2 separate regions of the Homo sapiens genome follow, and region 2 is linked to region 1. A link is a loop called in an ENCODE intact Hi-C map of the cell type or tissue named here. Cell type or tissue: mucosa of descending colon. All regions are shown on one strand. Each heading gives the region's core, and the rest is flanking DNA. Links, peaks and the distances in the headings are about the cores only. Region 1 holds the start of NGEF (neuronal guanine nucleotide exchange factor). Region 2 overlaps GIGYF2 (GRB10 interacting GYF protein 2).

Region 1 (5,385 bases), core at 129-5,128:
GCCCACAGAGGGTGCTCCAGCAAATGGCCCCTCCTCAGTGCTCAGACCCCATGTGGTCTCCCACGGCCCTGGCCTCCAGGATGGCTGCCAAACAAAGGGAGGAGGAGTAAGGCTGAAGTCCTCAGCCTTCTGGGGTGGGTCCTCCAGTCTGGAGGCAGAATTCCACCCCCTGGTCTGACCTCTCCCAAGGTGGGGAGAGGTGGTCCCAGGCCAAGGGAAGGAATTTTTCCTGAGGCCCAGCAGCCTCCTGAAGACACCATCATGGTAGCAGAGGGGGCTTAGGTGCGGGGAGAAGGGGGGTCTGAAAAGAGGCAGCCCATCCAGGCTCAGAGATGGAACCCCCTGCTCCGCTGGGCCACGGTGCCTCTCAGCCTCAGGATCCTATCACCGTTGTTGGGGTGAGAGGGCTGGTGTGCTCTTTTCACCAAGCGGGGTTTCTGGCCTGGCCTCGGGGGTGTGGGACACAGCATCGCTTCATCTCCACTAGCCTGAGGGCCACCATTGTCCCATCTGTGTCCCCAGCCCCACTTCAAAGCCTCACACATACACTGTGCACAGCAATTATCTATGAAGGAGTAAAGGAATTTTTGCCATTGGGGTTGTGCTGGGGGGTGACTTCAGAGCATCAGAGCTGACTCCTTACTCGGGAAGCAATGGGCCCATGTAGATGGGGAAGGGACGTCATCTTGGGAGACGGGATGTCCGACTTGGTGCTGGTGGCTCACCAGCTTCTTGGGACAAACAGCAGCTCCTGCGCCCCTGGTAGAGCCAGCAGGCTTGGGTGGTTAGGTTTGGTCTCCTCTGAGAGGCTCTGGGTGGCCCCACAACATCTGGGCTATTTTGTTACTGGTACAAGCTTCCGGTCTCCCACAGGCCAAGGGAAGTTCTTAAAGCAATGAAAAAAAAAAAAAAAAAGGAACAGAGACAGAGTCTTGCCAGGTTGCCCAGGTTGGAATGCAGTGATATGATCATAGCCCACCGCATGACTTCTGGGCTCAAGCAGCCCTCCTGCCTCTGCCTCCTGAGTGGCTGAGACTACAGGCATGCATCAGCTCTTCTTAAAGCAATTCATCTTCCCCCATGTCTAGCCTCATCTGTGTCCCCAGCCCCACTGGGGCAGAAAGCTGTGGAATGTTACTCACACTGTCATTGGATCAACCCCTGGCTTTCCTGTGGGGATCCCCTCCCTGGGAGGGGTTCCCATGACAATTTGGGCTCCAGAAAGGGATGTGGGAGGAGAGTGCGGTGGAGGGAGGTGGTCTGTGGTCTCCCTTCATGGACCAGAAAGCTTGACCCCCAAGGGGACCCTGGCTTCTACTTCCTCAGAGCTAAGCAGTGCCAAGGGGCAGCCTGAGACATGGGCAAAGGGGAAGCCTAAATGGAAAAAGAGAGAGAGAGAGAGAGAAAGAGAGAAGGGGCAGGGAGGACAAAGACACATGGCAAGTGTCCAAGCTGGAACATTCCCACCAGTGGCCTTATTGCATTAAGGATTTTCCCAAAAAGCAGAAATACACTGATAGTCAATGGAACATAGCAGAGCTGTCACGAGCCCAGGAAACACAAGTCCCACCTCTACACAGCCAGAGACTGTGTGACTGTCCCAAATTTTAAATCAAGATAGACAATAAGAACCTACCACTTTCACATCCAAGAAAACTGTGTCCCTACACATTTCAGTCACACCGTGCTGTGGCTTGAGGCCAGCCAGATGCAAAAATCAGGAAGGTTCTGAGGGGTAGGGCCTTCTGTCTTTCTGAAAGGGGCCCCTGAGCGGAGGGGGCAGTGCTGGGGGAGCTAAAGCGCAGTGGGCTGTCACTTCACGACTATGACTTCTGTTTCCCAAGTGCACTTCCTGACCCTGAGATTTGTGCCATGGCACACAGGAATCAGGGCACTTCCGTTTACATATACGCTCATTATCAGGACTGGCGTCGTGGGTGTGGGGCCTGGGCAGTCACAGGGCCCTGTTCTTAGAAGGTGCCCCGGCTTGCTTTAATGCTGTGTTGTTGTCCTTTTGAAAGCCTTACTATTTTAACAAGGGGCCCTGCATTTTTATATTGCACAGGGCCCTGCAATTATGCAGCCATTCCTGCTTTTGATCTCACTTACCCCACAGCCATAATGGAAGAGCGCCTGGAAGGAGTCCTTATCCTGATTCCCAGATGGTGAAACTGAGTGCCAGGAGGGGCAGTGCTGAAGCCGAGACCAGACAGGATCCCTCGGGTGGAATCCAGGGCTGCTGTTTCTCTTGGGGGCTCCTCCTCAGTGAATGGATGGGTGGTAATCTCCTTTCCTACCTGTCCTAGCGGTAGCCTCTGTTCCTTCTCTTGTTTTATCTCATTTTATTTTTTTAAAAAATACCAAAACCATTCTCTCACCTGCCAGAGAGGAGCTCATAGGAGTTGGGCTTCCTCAGAGAGTGTTCCTCCCTCGTCCCCTGTCCTGTCCAGGCACCTGCGAGCAGGATGGTGTGTCCCCGGCTAAATCCACAGGCGCTCCACTCTGTCCCAGAGAGCCCACAGCCAAAAACTTCGTCCTGTCCTGGAAAAGCTTCACTGGTAAGCATTCCCGACCTTTAGACCTGCCTTGGCCCATAGCTGGCCACGAGCCCATAACGATCACTTCCCGGCTGGGTGTTTACCTTCCTGGGCCCCATGGGTTGAGCCAGGGTGGCAGCCACATACCTGACACAAAAGTGGTGCAGGAGGGAAGGGCTATCTGAGGGGAAGGCTGGGCATGGCTGGAATACCCGCCGCCCGCCCAGTGCAAGATAATGCTGATGGTCACACCAAGAGGGGCCCGTGGCTCAGCTGGCCCACCAACCCCAAGCATTGGCCAAGCCAGCTGCACGGCCCTCAAATCTGAGATTTGGGAGAGGCTTTGGGGTCCTCCAGGGTTCTAGTCACTTCCTGCCATGGCCATCTGGCCTTAACTCAATCACTTCCAGGCATGGAACACTCACTGCTTTGTAAGGCATCTTGCTCCATTATTATTATTATTATTATTATTATTATTATTATTATTATTCCCTCTAATAGCTTCCTTTAATCCAGTGCTTACTACATGACAGGCACTGGGCTAAGTACATTACATAATCTATGTAATCCTTGTGTTGTCACTATGACCAGAGAATCATGCCCATTTTAAAGATGCAGAAACAGAGGCTCAAGAAATTGATCATCTTGCTCAAAGCCCCACAGCTAGTAAGTTGGGGATCCAGGATTCAAACCCAAGCCAACTAGTATCAAAACCACTACCATCATTTGCCAAGTTTAATTGCTACATCATCCATCTTTATATAAAACTCAAATCAGCGTTTGTTTTAGCTATCTGTTCTGGAAACAAATTAACTCAAAGTGTGTGGCTTGAAATAACACTCATTTGTCATCTCAGTTTCTGTGGCTAGAAGTCTGGGCACTGCTTGGCTGGGTTCTCTGCTCAGGGTTTCTCATAAGTTGCCATCCAAGTGTTGGAGGGGCTGAGGTCTCATCTCATGGCTCCACTAGGGGGGATCCACTTCCAAGCTGCTGGTGTTGGCAGGATTCAGTTTCTTAGGGCTGTAGGATGAAGGCCTCAGCCCCTCTCAGCTGTCAGCTGTGGCCACTATCAGTCCTTTGCCATGTGGGCCTCTCCGCCCTGGCAGCTCGTTGCATCAGAGAGGGCTATGGAGAGAGTCTGGGAAGAGGTAGGTCAGTCTTTTGTAATATACTCAAGGATGTGATATTCCATCACTTCTGGCATATTCTACTCGTTAGAAGGAAGTCATCAGGCACAGCCTACACTCAAAGGTAGGGGATTACACAGGGCACAATACCAGGGGTGGGGGTCCCTGAGGGCCATCTTTGAAAGTTCCCACAGCCATCTGATTGCCACAAAACATGGGTTTCAGTTTTGTCCCTGAAAGCCAGATTGAAGTAGTCTCTCATCTATTCTCTCACCCATCCATCCACCCATCCACCCATCCATCCACCCATCCACCCATCCATCCGTCCATCCATCCATCCACCATCCATCCACCCATCCATCCATCATCCACCCATCCACCCATCCATCCACCCATCCATCCATCCATTATCCACCCATCCACCCATCCATCCACCCATCCACACTTCCATCCACCCACCCATCCATCCACCCACCCTTCCATCCATCCATCCACCCACCATCTATCCATCCAACCATCCATCCATCCATCCATCCATCCATCCATCCATCCATCCATCCACCCAACCATCTACTCATCCATTCATCCACCCACTCATCCACCCATTCATCTACCCAACCATCTACTCATCCATTCATCCACCCACTCATCCACCCATTCATCTACCCATCCATCTACTCAACTACCCATCCACCCACCCATTCATCCATCCACCCATCCATCTATCCACCCATCCACCCATCCATCTATCCACCCATCCACCCATCCATCTATCCACCCATCCATCCACCATCCATCCATCCACCATCCATCCCTTCACCCATCCATCCATCCACCCACCATCTATCCATCCATCCACCCACCCATCCACCCACCAATCCACCCACCCACCTACTCATCCATTCATCCACCCACTCATCCACACATCCACCCACTTATCCACACATCCATCTACCCATCCATCTACTCATCCACCCATCCACCCACCCATTCATCCATCCACCCATCCACCCATCCAGTCATCCACCCATCCATCCACCCATCCACCCATCCATCTATCCATCCACCATCCATCCATCCACTCATCCACTTACCCATATATCCATCCAGCCATCCATCCACCCATCCACCCATCCATCTATCCATCCACCATCCATCCATCCACTCATCCATTTACCCATATATCCATCCAGCCATCCACCCAGCCATCCACCCATTTATCCAACCTTTCCTTCATTCATTCAACAAACATTTGAGCAGGGCACTATAAACCAGATCCCGCATTAGGCTCAAGAGATATTAAAATAAGTGCATTAACTCCCTCTTTCCCCTCTCTGTCCCTTGCCACCAAAGCCTTCCAACAGAGCCTTCCTGCATGCCGAGGTTGAAGAGGTGTCCGCTGAGTGCTCTGTCTTCTGGGAATTTTGGCTGTTTCCTGCAACCTATCATCAGATGCCACACTTATGAGACCCTCATCCTTCTGCTCACTCTCTTCCATTGTTTCACTCATTAAAAATATATATTTTAAGCAATTCCTAAATGTAAGTGTTTGTAGCGGGTGTGTGTGTGTGTGTGTGTGTGTGTGTGTGTGTGTGTGTGCGTGTAGGAATAGATCTGAGTGGGACCATGGGGATGCAGCAGGGACCTCCTGGGTGGGCAGGGCCAGCAAGGGGCACAGGTAGAGGCCTGAGCCCTGGACTCACCTGCCTGTGGACCTGTCC
Region 2 (5,385 bases), core at 121-5,120, 270 kb before region 1:
TTGCAGCAGTCCAGGTGGGAAATAAAAGTGTGAATAAAAATTAGGTTAGTTGGATCAGGGGAAGACTTGAGAGACTGAGGATTTAAAACTAATAGGACATGGTAATTGGGTATGAGAGATGGTAGAAGGTGAGGAGTAAAGTATGAATCCCAGATTTTTAATCCAGTGGCTGATTAGATTGGGATGTCCTTAACTATGTTTGAGAATATGGGCAGTGAATGGGTTGGATGAATAAGTTGATGAGTAGGGTTAGGGTTTTGGGCATATTGAACCTGATGGGCTTTACATGGTTGTGTATGAAAGCCTGACTATAGGAGAGGTCACAGCTGGACTTGAGAATCACAAGCTTACATAGAAGTGCCTTTTGACTCCCACACCTTCACACATTGTTTATTGACTATCCAAATTGCTTTCATAAGCTGAAGTTTGGATTTTGGACAACACTTACCAAGCGAAGATTTTGGGAGTATCATGGGGCTTTGGGGGGCCTGCTGCTGCCACTTATTTACTACCCATGGTAGAATTGGCAGTGTTGAGGTTATTGATGAACAGTGCAGGAGCTAGTGGAGTGGCAGGAGAAACCAGGCACACTGCGTTTTGAAGTGACTGAGAAGCGAGGAAGTAGAGATGTTTCTAGATGAAGAGGAAAGATGAACAGTGCATAGCTAGAAGGGAAATGGCTGTATCAAAAGTTTTAAACAAATGAGGAGATATGTTTAGAGACAGACGAAAGCACATAGGGATTAAATTTCTAGAAGAGAGGGTTGTATGGAGGAGATAAAGATCATATGTGGATTTTTTTAACTTTTAGGTTCGGGGGTACATGTGAAGGTTATGTAGGTAAACTTGTGTCAATGGGGGTTTGTTGTACAGATTATTTCATCACCCAAGTGTTACACCGAGTACCCAGTGGTTTTTCGTGCTCCTCTCCCTCCTCCTGCCTTCCACCCCCAAGTAGACCCCAGTGTCTATCATTCCCTTCTTTGTGTTCATGAGTTCTCAGGTGGATTTTTAGTGAAGAATATTACCCAAATATGTTTTAGCTTTTCTAAGTATCTGCAGGTGAAGAGGGACTTGGAATTGAATTTGTCGATTATTGAATCATAGTACAGCCATTATCCTAACTCAGGCAACTGTCTTTTAGTTTGAGTTACTGCCAGTTTGCCTCAGTTTCTTTTCATAGCACCTGAAGGAAATCTCTGATTGTGTTATTGTGTTATTTTTGTATTTTTTATTTTTTGGAGACAGAGTCTCACTCTCAGCCAAGGTGGAATGCAGTGTTGCGATCATGGCTCACTGCAGCCTCTACCTCCTGAGGCTCAAGCGATCTTCCCACCTCAGCCTTCCAAATAGCTGGGACTACAGGCGTGCACCACCATGCTCTGCTAATTTTTTTTATTTTTGGAGAGACAGGATCTCACTGTGTTGCCTGGACTGGTCTCAAACTCCTGGTCTCAAGTGATCCACCTGCCTCAACCTCCCAAAGTGCTGGGATTACAAGCATGGGCTACTGCACCTGGCCTGTGTTACTCTTAATAAATCTGGTGACTATAAGAAATGTTTAGTCTTGGGCATTGGAAAACCATTGGTGATCCATTGGAAGGGACAGGGTGGTGAATACATTTGAAATCTTATTGTGAGCAGCAATTGAAGAAATTAGGAATGTTAGGCCATGAGAAGGAGTCTTTGGGGAGACATGGTGATTATTTGCCAATACCAGAATGATTTTCATTTGAAAGAGTGCTTAGATGTGTACTCCAGTGGTAGAAACTGTTGGGAAACATGTTGGTTTGGTGTTAAGGAAGATATTTTAAAACAAGTTCTAATAAAATATATGTATATTTTAAACTGGCTATTTTAAATAGGATTTTGAGACCTAATTGTTGGAAAGATTGTGTTTTTTTTTCTTTCTTTCTTTCTTTCTTTTTTTTTTTGAGACAGGGTCTTGCTTTGTCACCTAGGCTGGAGTGCAGTGGCTGTTCACTGCAGCCTTGACCTCCCAGGCTCGAGCAGTCCTCCCACCTCAGCCTCCTGAGTAGCTGGGACCAGAGGCATGAGCCACCATACCTGGCTAATTTTTGTATTTTTTGTCAAGATGGGGTTTCATCGTGTTGCCCAGGCTGGTCTTGAACTCTTGTACTGAAGTGATCCACACTCCTTAGCTTCCCAAGTGTTGGGATTACAAGTGTGAGCTAACCTGCAACCGGTCAATTGTGGTCTTTTTAGTAATAAAAACCTAGGTTTGAATCTTTGTTCTGCTGCCCGTGACTGTGGACAAGTTGTTTAACCCTTCAGCTTTATTTTTATCTGTTATGTTTGGGTTGTTGTGAAGGTTAAATTAGATTAAATGAGCTAGTTCACGTGTGAAATTTTCAGCTTCAGTGTTCAGTGGATATTAATTCCACTTCTTCAGTAAAGAGCCCAACTTTACAGGAATCTAATAAAAAGCAGTTTCTTGGAAGGTACTGGGGTAGTTCCTTTCTTCTTGGAAGGAGTGATTGGACCATTCCTTTGTGGGTATGTTGTTTGCTTACCTGGTTGTTTAACTTGTTTTATGGGGGTTGAACTAAATGACCTCCAAGCCCAAGAATATTTGCAAAGGAAACAGAGTAGCAGTGAGCAGTCCCAGAACCCAGGTTGTGGTATTTCTATAAATGAAAGTGAATCCAGGGCTCCCTGGAAATGATTGATTTCAGGTCTGAGGCAAGAAAAATACAAGATGAACCTGGAACATTCTGACATACCAGATAGAAAAGAAGCTGTTGAAGACTGCTAGGGTCATGTCAAAAGGACCCAGGAGCCAACCTGAAGAGTCTCCCACTCTTCAAAGATGAGACAGTTTGAACACTGTTAATAATTGCTGTGAATTGAAATATATTAATAAAATAATGTGTTACTGTTGGACACTGTTGGAAGGTGCAAGTGAACCTAGTCGTTATTTTGAAAACAAATAAGAATTAAGGCTTTTTCCCTCCTTTCTTGTATTAAGCAGTATTATTTGGTAACTATACCAGGTAGTATAAGAGGAAAATTTATCTTTGCAGAAGTATTCCAGCTAATACATAAGGGAGGAATGAAAGAATATAATCACTTACAACCTTAGTGAACTTAGGGAACCAAGCATTGATCATAAATTACTGCAAGTATCACAAACACGTCATCACAATGTGTGCCTCTTGATGGAATAACATACCACTACATACGAAGTATTGCCAAAAAAGAACCCAAATTGATGAAAATCTCAAAATCTCTATACTCAGTCACCAGTTTACATGAAATGCAAAAGACAGAAAAATGTTTAATTATATCATGGATAAAATCAGCAAAACCCAGACTTTAAAAAAATGTTTTGGGTCAGGCATGGTGGCTCATGCCTGTAATCTCAGCACTTCGAGAGGCCAAGGTGGGAGGATTGCTTGAGGCCCAGAGTTTGAGACTAGGTTGGGCAATATAGTGAGACCCTGTCTCTACAGAAAATACAAAAATTACACGGGAGTTTGTCATCTGCTTTTTGGTGCATTTATGAAAATACAAAAAATTTTCCACAATAAGTAAAAAAAAAAAATCCCACCCCAACAGTCTCACTTTACTAATGCATATTTTTTCTTTAAATATTACTTTATTCTTGTAAACACATTTTACTGTTTACTATGCATACGCTATTTTTAATAATGTGCACATATTTACTGTGTTTTACTTGGCCTTCATATTAATATTTAATGTGTCATAATTTAGTAGATTATTCCCTTCTTTTTTGCTTTGTGAATAAAGCTTAGCAGTTTTGGGCACATATTTCAATGCTTCTATTGAATTTTTCCTTAGTCTAAACTAGAATTAAAGTAGCTTGGTCCCTTTCATGCTTGATATCAGCTACTCCTGATGTTAGTTTTTCCACTTGCTGTCTGACACAGTGCTACAGTAGAATCTTACTCGCCATTTTTTGCTGAAGTTTTCTTCCCTTTTTCCCCATAAAAATATATTATTTTAAAATTAAACAAAATAGTCCCTTTTCCCCAAGTTCTGTTCTTTAGAGGCAACTTTTCTTATCAGTTTGGAGTATATTTTTTATTTGTCTTCTTAGCAGTACATGTAGTTTTCAATTTCTCTTTGTACTTTACTGCATTTTCAGATTCTCTACACTGACCATTAATTGCTTTTATTAAAAACGTTGTGAAATATTTCAGGCATATAAAAATATAAATTGTGATAAACACCCATGTATTCATTGGCAAGCTACAAAAATAAAACATTGTAGGTACAATTAAAGCTGCCTTTATAATCTTAATCTTTTGCAGATATAACCTTATTCTAAATGTTGTATTTGTCAATTTCATGTTTGTTTCTATGCTTTTGCTGCAGTTTGTATGTCTTGAAACAGTATAAACCTAGCTGCAGGTTTATGCATTTTATATAAAAATTATCATTACTATAGGCTGTGTTTTGATTTTTCTTTTGTATAGCATACTTTATTAAATATTTTAGCTATTACCAAATTGCCAAATAGATAATTAAATAATTAGCTATTATCAAATCATTCTTTGAAGTGATTATTTCAGTTTATAATACCACAAACACTACTTGAAAGTTTCCATTGTTTTACATCCTTACCAACACCTGGTATTATCAGACTTATTAAGTTTTATGAATCTAGTGAGTGTAAGGTAGTATCTCACTTTTGTTTTAATCATATGCGCCTTTTAAAATTTGGAAAAATGTGTCCCTTTTTCATTCTCTAAGCTTCTGGGGGACATAGCCGTGATGCCTTTTAAGTTAAGGAATTGCCACATGGTTGTCTAGTTATCTCTCAATAAACTGCCCTTTTAGCGTGCCATGACAAAAGATTGTATTAAAGCTAAAGTCTGATACTTTGAGATAGTAGGATTTCTTTTTGCTCTTCTAAAGAACTAAAATGAATTTTTTTTGACAGTGTATAGTATAAAAAGTCTGTAGCACCAGAATGTTTGACATATTCTCTGTCTTTTCTATTCTAGGCTCCGAGCTCTGTCCAGTGGTGGGAGTATTACATCCCCTCCTCTTTCTCCAGCATTGCCGAAGTATAAATTAGCAGATTATCGTTACGGCAGAGAAGAAATGTTAGCACTTTTCCTTAAAGACAACAAGGTAAGAAAGTAGGAAAAGAGTTCAAAATTGTGAATGAGACTTTGGGATATATACCATGATGTACTGATACATGAAAACTGATTTATTTTACTAATGTATTGACCCATGCCTTTCCACCTTAACTGTTTCCCTGCTTTGAAGCCTGCAATAGTTAACAGAGGATCTTCTAAGTGTTATCACACACTATATTTTAGGCAGCTTCATGGAAACAGGAGAGTAGTCAGCACTTACTGCCTTCTCTAGCTAACTTCCTCTTAACCCCCC

What was found. A loop is a pair of places that touch in the nucleus more often than their neighbours do. Peaks named below come from ENCODE experiments on the same cell type or tissue, not always from the same donor. Only the 100,000 strongest peaks of a DNase experiment are listed, where the experiment ranks them.
Region 2: a loop joins it to region 1, with 4 times the contacts of the local background. A loop is called at or near these places in 1 of 110 quality-filtered maps.

The regions. Positions count from the first base shown.
Region 1 is chr2:233,010,690-233,016,074 of GRCh38, forward strand. NGEF (neuronal guanine nucleotide exchange factor) reads right to left here and starts at 2,567. Exons shown (of 15, transcript NM_019850.3): 1 at 2,379-2,567. It overlaps LOC101928881 (a long non-coding RNA gene), which reads left to right and starts at 1,925. Exons shown (of 3, transcript NR_136325.1): 1 at 1,925-2,280; 2 at 2,451-2,558; 3 at 5,018-5,196. In mucosa of descending colon, for the core only: no CTCF peak of the experiment used is centred there; DNase peaks (open chromatin) are centred at 1,932 and 2,632.
Region 2 is chr2:232,742,624-232,748,008 of GRCh38, forward strand. It overlaps GIGYF2 (GRB10 interacting GYF protein 2), which reads left to right. Exons shown (of 29, transcript NM_001103146.3): 4 at 4,992-5,121. Among named protein-coding and RNA genes, the nearest start is that of KCNJ13, 31 kb to the right of the region's middle. In mucosa of descending colon, for the core only: no CTCF peak of the experiment used is centred there; no DNase peak of the experiment used is centred there.